2 separate regions of the Homo sapiens genome follow, and region 1 is linked to region 2. Evidence: chromatin contacts called from ENCODE Hi-C or POLR2A ChIA-PET data. All regions are on one chromosome and are shown on one strand. The core of a region is the stretch at or near the end of the contact, and the rest is flanking DNA. Distances in the headings are between cores, read along the strand shown. Region 1 has its middle 41 kb from the start of NEK6. Region 2 has its middle 93 kb from the start of NEK6.

Evidence for each region. A loop is a pair of places that touch in the nucleus more often than their neighbours do. ChIA-PET counts read pairs that join two places held with the same protein, here RNA polymerase II (POLR2A). Pooled maps may share reads with other maps.
Region 1: a map of heart left ventricle shows a loop between it and region 2 (1.9-fold over the local background). The contact joins two enhancer-like sites. A Hi-C loop is called at or near these places in 1 of 168 maps with a recorded cell type or tissue (heart left ventricle) and 5 of 50 pooled maps. POLR2A ChIA-PET finds 5 or more read pairs at or near these places in 2 of 52 experiments (B cell and BJ).

The regions. Positions count from the first base shown.
Region 1 is chr9:124,214,318-124,218,650 of GRCh38, forward strand. No RefSeq gene overlaps it. Among named protein-coding and RNA genes, the nearest start is that of NEK6, 41 kb to the right of the region's middle. RefSeq lists enhancers at 2,714-2,793, 3,703-3,862. Within about 2 kb of position 2,559, at least 16 of the 41 ENCODE cell types and tissues checked have a DNase peak (open chromatin) inside an H3K27ac peak, as active enhancers do.
Region 2 is chr9:124,163,202-124,167,379 of GRCh38, forward strand. No RefSeq gene overlaps it. Among named protein-coding and RNA genes, the nearest start is that of NEK6, 93 kb to the right of the region's middle. Within about 2 kb of position 1,755, at least 3 of the 41 ENCODE cell types and tissues checked have a DNase peak (open chromatin) inside an H3K27ac peak, as active enhancers do.

The DNA of each region.
Region 1 (4,333 bases), core at 1,309-3,808, 52 kb after region 2:
CGGCACCTACCCTCCTCCTGCCCCAGCTCATCTGGTGGGAGGAGAGCCATGGGGGAGGGAGGGTGAGCACTCAGCTACGCGAGTTTGTGGATGCTCGAGGGCAAGGCTGTGCCCAGTTCATCTCTGCTCCCCTGGCCCCAGCACAGGGTCCGGCAGAGTGGGCACCATGGGCATTTGCCATCTGGACAAAAATGTGAACATGTGAATGGGAGGGGAGATGGGGTAGAAGATGGGTGTCGGTGGCTTATTTGGGAGACGGTGATCACAGGAAGTAGGAGAGAGAGAGTGGGGACAGTGGGGCAGGGAAGAGAGAAAAGCCAATAAGGGTCTTCCTGTGCAAATGAGCAGGTCCCTGGGTGGGCGCACGGGGCTCAGTTCCACTGGGGCCCCGCCAAGGGTCTTCACTGCCCGCCGCCCCTCCCTGGGGGAGGGCCTCCCCTGGGGACTTTTGCAGCCCTGACATTTCTGGGTTACCCTGTGTGAACTTGATCGCTGGGAGCTCCTGTGGTGCCGGAGAAAGCCCAGGCAGGGGACTAGGGGTGAGAACATGTAGTGGGGACAGTCCACTGCAGGGCAGGGAACTCAAAGGTGCTCCAAGGAGATATGGGCGGTACATCAACAGAAGCTGCTACAGGGCCATGTTGAACATCCAGACCCACAGACAGACCTGAGGGTGGACACATCTGCCTGTGGACGGCGGACACGTGTACTACTCCTGGCCACATGCCAGATTCACAAACTCAGGGCTCCTTTCCCTTCCCCACAAACATCCCCCAACCTCCTTGATTCTGCATGTGCTGCTCCTCCTGCCTGGAAAGGCCTTCAGCTACAACCAACCTGAAAAATTCCTTTAGGTGCCTGTTTGGGCTCCACTCAAATACCATCTTGTGCACCAAGCTTTCCAGTCAAAAGGAATCCCTTCCTCCCCCCCAGTCCCTGGGGGCTTCCCTTGAACCCCAAACATGACCCTTACTGGCAGCCATCTGGTGTTACAACAACATAGATGCTGACACATCTGTCCCCCACCAGCCATGGGCTCCTCAAGAACAAAGAGCATGTCTGTGTCACAGCTGTACCCCCAGTGCCCAACACAGAGCCCAGCGTGGATGCGGTGCCTCAGTTTCCTCACATGAATCATGGGGGGATAATGGCATCCACTTCATCCTGTCCTGGGGAGGGTCTGATGAGTGAATGTGTTTAGACTGCTATACTTGGAGCAATGCCTGGCACTAGGGAAGCATCGGACACATGTTATTCTCATCAATATGGTTCTGAATGGACTTGGAAGACCCAAGTGAAAGCAGTGCCAGCTTCTATGGGGCACCTACAACTGCCCTGTGTCACCCTGTTTTACAGATGAGGACACTGAGGCCCGGGAAGGGTCACACAGCTAGACAGGGCACAGCCAGGACCTGAGTCCAGGTCTGTGACCACAGTGCCTGTGTCCTCTCCTGCACCATGCTGCTGCAGGCCCTCTCTGTCTCTCTGTCTCTCTCTGTCTCTCTTTCTGCCTCCCTGACGTTCTCCCCACCCAGGGGTAGCTCTCCAGAGGCTGTCGCAGGTAGTGGATGAAACATGGACCTTTTTTTTTTTTTCCTTAAGACAGAGTGCCGTGGTGTGATCTCGCCTCACTGCAACCTTTGCCTCCCAGGTTCAAGCAATTCTCCTGCCTCAGTCTCCCGAGTAGCTGGGATTACAGGGGCCCGCCACCACGCCGGCTAATTTTTGTATTTTTATAAAGACGGGGTTTCACCATGTTTGCCAGGCTGGTCTCGAACTCCTGACCTCATGATTCGCCCGCCTCAGCCTCCCAAAGTGCTGGGATTCCAGAAATGAGCCACTGCGCCCAGTCGGACATTGATTTTTAACAAACGTGGGTTCAAATCCTGGTCTGCCATTCACCAGCTATGTGACCGTGTTGGGCCTGTGGCATCCGCTCCCTGAGCCTCAGTTTCTCCACCGTCTCCTGAGGACTTGAGGACACTGTCTAAAGGCAGGTTTGCCATAGCACTGTGAAAGCATCGGCTTTGGGGCTCCTCACTTGCACAGGCCCTTTTGGAATACAAATTCACTTTCATAGGTAAGTTTGAATTTGATTCTTTTGTCTTCAGGCTCCCCACTCCAGTCTACCCCAAGACTCTCTCTCAGATCCTTCTAGCTGGGATGAAAGACCAGGGGCAGGGTGGCAGAGCACCCATGTTTACCCCACTCCCATACTCTGCCCAGAGGTCGGGGCCTGTCCACCGTTGGGCCTCATGTCACAGATGGGGACATGGCCTGGCAGGGCGAAGGGACTTCAGGAGATCATACAGTAAGTTAGTGTCACAGCCGGACTTGGAGCCACATCTCCCAGCTTCAAGGCTCCCTGTTGTGCTGTGGGGAAGGGGTGCACAGGGCTGGCCCGGGGACAGGGCCTGTTCCTCACTTATGAGTGCCGTGGGCTGGGGCTCAGAGGGTGACTTGGTGCCTTGTAAGGGGGCCAGGGGCAGCTGTGGGTGGGGGTGTCCGGGGATTACTGCTAAAATAAGTAGCAGCTTCCTCTGAAACGCCTCTGTGGTCTGTGGAGGGGAAGGAAGTGGAGGACCGGAAACAGGGGAGGCAGAGAGGTGAGAGGCTGAAACTTCTGCCAGCATAGCAGAGACCAAGCTGGGCACCCCCCACCCACCCAGACACAACAGTTGGCCTCTGCCAGGCTGCAGCCTTGGGGCTGCAACCAGGAGGGCCTGGGAAGCTCAGGCCCAGCCCTAATATGGCCACCCAGAGGCTAGAGAATCCCTCTAGGTTGCTCCTGGCTGGCTGGGCTTCTTCCCTTCCTCAAGACACCAGTCACTTCATGCACCATTCTCTTTGCCTGGAATGCCCTTCTCTACATTTTCCTTTAGGGCCCAACACCAATGTCACCTCTTCTGGGAAGCCTTCCCTGACCACCCACCACACACACACACACACACACACACACACACACACACACACACAGAGAGAGAGAGAGAGAGAGAGAGAGGCAGGACAAGACAGCCACAGACCTTCATCATGAATAGTGGCATTCACTGTGACAGTGGCGTTCATCCAGTGCTTCATGTTTATGAACTGCTCTGCATGGATGATCTCATTGAATGTTTACAAAAACACAATGTGTGGTTCTATCAATAGCTTCATGTTACAGACGAGTGAACCAAGGCTCAGAGATGAGCAACTTCCCCAAGGTGGCATAGTCAGAAAATGGCTGAGTGGGGAGTGTGACCCAGGTCTGACTCCACAGCTAGGTCATTGAACCATGCACTATCCTCTGAGACTGGGATGGGATCAGTGTTGTGCAACTTGCCTGCTCCAAGGAGGCTGCATTGTGACCCTAGCAAAGCTTCATTTTCAGCCTTGCCCTTCCCAGCACCCCTGGAGTAGCTGGGAGCTATAGAGTACTCTAGGGAGAGAGGGAAACCAGCTTGTAATGAGGAAGCATTTCCATGTAAACATTTCTGGTAAACTGTGTGAAGGGATCTCAGAAGTATCTCCAAGCCCTTGATACTGTCTTGGGTTTTGTTTTCTCCTTCTAAATAAATGCTTTTGAATCTAATTTTGTATTCTGTTTCTACAGATGGGGCTTCCAAAATTGAAAAGCTTCAGACTTCACAAATCCTAGGTCCACCCTGCGGTGCCCTGTGACTTAACCACAACCACTGCACTGCCTGGGCTTCCCCAGCCCTCTCCAAGGCCCGCTTTCACTGTACCGGGGTTTTCTATTTATGGATCCGCCCTGCTACCCGCCACTCCCACAACCCCCACCCATAGATGGGCCATGAGCTCCTCATGGGCAGAGGGCGAGCCCTGGTTTCTTGGTACCCTAGGGACTGCTTGGTATATAGAAGCCCAGGACAGATTTGTTACATGAGGGAATAAAGGAGTAAATGAATGAGTGAATGAATGAATATGGGTCCCTTCAATGCCATCAGGAAGTATGAGAGATACAACTCCAGCTTTAAAACTCCAGGTCAGCTGGGTATGGTGGCTCACCCTTGTAATCCCAATACTTTTGGAGGCTGAGGTGGGCGGATCGCTTGGGCCCAGGAGTTCAAGACCAGCCTGGGCAACATGGTAAAACCCCATCTCTACAAAAATTAACTGGGCGTTGTGGCATGCACCTGTCATCCCAGCTACTCGAGAGGCTGAGGTGGGAGAATTGCTTGAGCCCCGTTAGTGGAGACTGCAGTGAACTGTGATCGCACCACTGCACTGCACTGCAGCCTAGGCGACAGAGTGAGACTCTGTCTCAAAAAAAAACTCAAGGTCCATCTCCCTGTGTGCCAACCCTGCATGGGTGTTGAGGGTGACTGACAAT
Region 2 (4,178 bases), core at 505-3,004:
GCCTGGCTAAATTTTTGTATTTTTATTAGTGACAGGGTTTCACCATGTTGGCCAGGCTGGTCTCGAACTCCTAACCTCAAGTGATCTGCCCACCTTGGCCTCCCAAAGTGCTGGGATTACAGGCATGAGCCACTGTAACCGGCCAAGACTGGATTTTCTATCCAAGTTTTAGTAACTCCACAGAGGGCAGATTATGCTTTTCTTTTCTTTTGTGCAAAGAGCTGTTGAAATATGCAGATCACCCGGTGCCTCTCCCTTCTTTCAAATGTCTTTTCCCTTCAGTTTCTGCCTGCTTGTTGGTTGCTCTCTGTGGCTTTCAGATATTTGTTTACTATATTTTGCAAGAGTCTATGGTTGTCATCTGAGGCAGGATTGGTTTGATAGAGATTCAAACTACTCAGCTCTTGGCAAAAGTCGAACCTATTTTTACCTGCTTTTTATTCTCTTGGTTTTCAATCAAAGCTTGTCTTTTGTGGACCTGGTTTTTATTGATTGAGTGCTGGGCATTGTGTATGAAAAAATTATAGAAATAATTTGAAGCTGTGGATGATGTGATCTTTCTCCAGAGAGGATGTTCTTTTGCTTTTGGCAGACGGATAAGCTAGAGGCAGCTCATCTTATTCCAATTGGGGAGGAATTGAGATGATTCAAAGTTGGACTTCATCCTTGTGAGGGCTGATCTATTTCCAGGGTTCATTCAAAGGAAGCTGGGAATGTTTACCTGGTTCCCCATCTTTCACAGATCCTCAACTCCAATTTTTGTCCCCTAGCCTCTGAGACTGCTGAAATTTCTGCTCAGCTTCTTGGCCTCCAAACTGTTACTTCAATTTTTAAATTAGCAAGTCCCTTGAGTGGAAATTTGCTGCCAAATACTGGGCTCACCTATCTTATATTTTCTCCCACTCCAGATCTTGGCCCTAAACTTACACTATCTTGGTAGCTCTCCAATGCCTTCAAACGTAGTTTTTAATCCAGATTTTCTGGTTGTTTTTTCTCAGTGGGAGGGCTGATCCAAAACAAGCTATTCAGACTTTGCTGGATGTGGAATGCTACCACTCATTTCTAAATATTGCTATTTTCTCAACAGTTTCAGTTTAAAAAAATTTCTGGACTAAGAGTTAATTTTGATGTTGTTTATTTCTACTTCCATCTCATCAAACTCAGAGGAAGTGACCTATATAATTTATGATATGTGTTAAGATTTATTTTAAGGGATAATACAGTCAGCATTTTGTTTCATGGATGGTTGAAAAGAGTATCTATTTTCTGTTTCATGGGTAGAAAATTACATCTATCATCTGTCTTATAAATTAAACTTGTTTAGTGTGCCATTCAACTCCCTGTATCCTTATTTACTTATTTTCAATTTATTTATTTTTTATGTCATTTCTGAGAGAGGTGGATACTAAAACATACCATCATTTTGGGGATTTATTTATTTCTCATTTCTTTTCAATCAGTATTTGCTTTGTGTATTTTTAAGTCATGGTAAAATTACATAATTCAGTTGTTTTATTTTTCTGGTGGTTTGTCATATTTTCTCCTTTAATAAGTTTTACCCAAATTAATTTTTCTACGTTTGTACAAATACTACCTTCTGATTGTTATCATTTGTGTGGTAGAGTTTCCAAATATGGTTGCCAACAATTCTTCTTGTCCCTATAAGTGCATCTGCCTGCAGAAGTGGAGTCTAATTCCCTTGACCTGAAATCCAGGCTGGCCTCGTGACTTGCTTTGGCTTACAGAATGTAGCAGAAGTGACACGGTGCCAATTCCTTGCCTAGCCCTTAAGCAGTTCCAGGAGTTTTCAACATCGTGCTTTGGCAACACTACTGCCACGAAGTACAGACATTCACGCAAGACTGAGTGATGGGACATGGTGTGGAGAGAGCCTTCATATTGGAGCAGGTGCCAAATGTAAGTAAAGCTTCTTGGACCTTCCAGCCCAGCCACATACTGAATACAACCATGTGAGGGTCACCAGATGAGTCCACATGGAGCAGAAGGACAGCCCAGCCCAGCCCAGCCCTGACAGAAATCTTGACCCATACAGTACTGAGAAATAAGAAATCGTTACTGTTTTCCACTACTACGTGTTTGGGAGTTATTTGGTACTCAGCAATAAAGAGCTGAAACAATTTGTTTGGTATATTATCTCCCATTTATTCAAATCTTGAGACCATATTTTTATTAGGTTGTGTGTTTTCTCATTATTAAACTTTGGGAGTTCCTTCTTATCCTGGATACAAATCCTTTGTAAGATATACAAGCTGAAAATATTTTTTCTCAGTCTGTGGTTGTCTTTTCATTCTTTCAATAGTGTCTTTAGGCCAGGCATGGTGGCTCAAGCCTGTAATCCCAACACTTTGGGAGGCCAAGGTGGGTGGATTACCTGAGGTCAGGAGTTCAAGACAAGCCTGGCCAACATGTGGAAATCCTGTCTCTACTAAAACTACAAAAATTAGCCAGGCGTGGTGGCACACACCTGTAGTCCCAGCTACTAGGGAGGCTGAGGCAGGAGGGCTGCTTGAACCTGGGAGGCAGAGGTCGCAGTGAGCCGAGATCTTGCTACTGCACTCCAGCCTGGGCTACAGAGTGAGACCCTGCCTCAAAAAACAACAAACAAACAAACAAACAAACAAACCAATAGTGTCTTTAAAAAAGGAGGAGTTCTTAATTTTGGTGAAGTTCAATTTTTCGTTTTTTGTTTCTCTCATGGATCATGCTTTTGGTGTCATAGCTGAGAGAACTTTGCTCATCCAAGGTAACAAAGATTTCTGCATAGTTTTCTTCTAGAAGTTTTATAGTATTAGGTTTTACACTTACACCTATGATTCATTTTGAGTATGGTGAACAGTATGGATGGAGGTTCATTTTTTTCCATATGGATATGCAATTGTTTCAGTACTGTTTATTGAAAAGACTATCCTTTCTGAGTTTAACTGCCTTGCATATTTGTTGAAAATCAACTGACCATGTATAGGTAGGTCTATTTCAGAACTCTACTCTGTTCCATTGCTCTTTGTATCTATCATTCCTCTAACACCAACTGTTTTGACTACCGGAGTTTTATAATGAATCTTTTTTAAAAAATAATTTCAACTTTTATTTTAGATTCAGGGGTACTTGTGTTAGTTTGTTACCCGAATATATTGCATGATGCTGAGGTTTGGGATATGACTGATCCCAAGTCTTGAAACCAGGTAATATGAGTCTTTCAATTTTACTTTTTTTTCCAAAATTACTTTGGGTATCCAAGTTCTGTTGCCTTTCCACTTAACATTTTCAATCAGCTCATTCTGTTGAGATTTCAGTTAGAATAGTGTTGAGTCTATAGATCAGTTTAAGGAGAATTGACATCTTAAATATATTGAATTTTTCAATATATGAATAATGTATACCTCTCCATTTATACACGTTTTCTTTGATTTCTTTCATCAGTGTTCTGTAGTTTTCAGAACACATATCTTGCACATATTTTGTTAGATTTATACCAAAGCATTTTACGTTTGCCGATACCATTGTAATTGGTACATTTTATTTTGATTTACAATTGTTCATTGCTATTATACTGAAACACAATTGATTTTAATGTATTACATTGTATCCTGAAAACTTCATAACTTCATTCACTTTAGTTCTTGTATCTTTTGTTAGATTCTTTGAGATTTTTCTGCTAGACAATCATGTCCTCTCTGAATGGAGTTGTATTTCTTACTTTCCAAACTGTGTGTCTTTTATTTCTCTTTCTTGCCTCATTGCACCGTCTGGGACTTCACAAACAACATTGAATAGGAGCAGCAGTAGTTGACATCCTTGCCTTGTAGGGGGGCAGTGGTTGACATCCTTGCCTTGTTCTTCACCTTAGCCTGGAAGTATTCAGTCTTTCGCCATTAAATACAATGTTACTTGTAAGAGCCTTGTTGATGCCGTTTGCCAGGTTGAGGAACTTCTGTTAGTTTGCTGAGAGATTTTTTAATCCTAAATAGATGCTGAATTTTATTTTAAAACATTTATTCATATAATGAAATCATCGTGTTTTTTTCTTCCTTTGTCTTTTAATTTAGTAAATTAAATTGATTGCTTTATAAATGTTAAACTGACCTTGTGTTTCCATGAGAAATCCCACTAAGCCACACTTCTGTTTATATATTGTTGGATTTGATTTTCTAGTATTT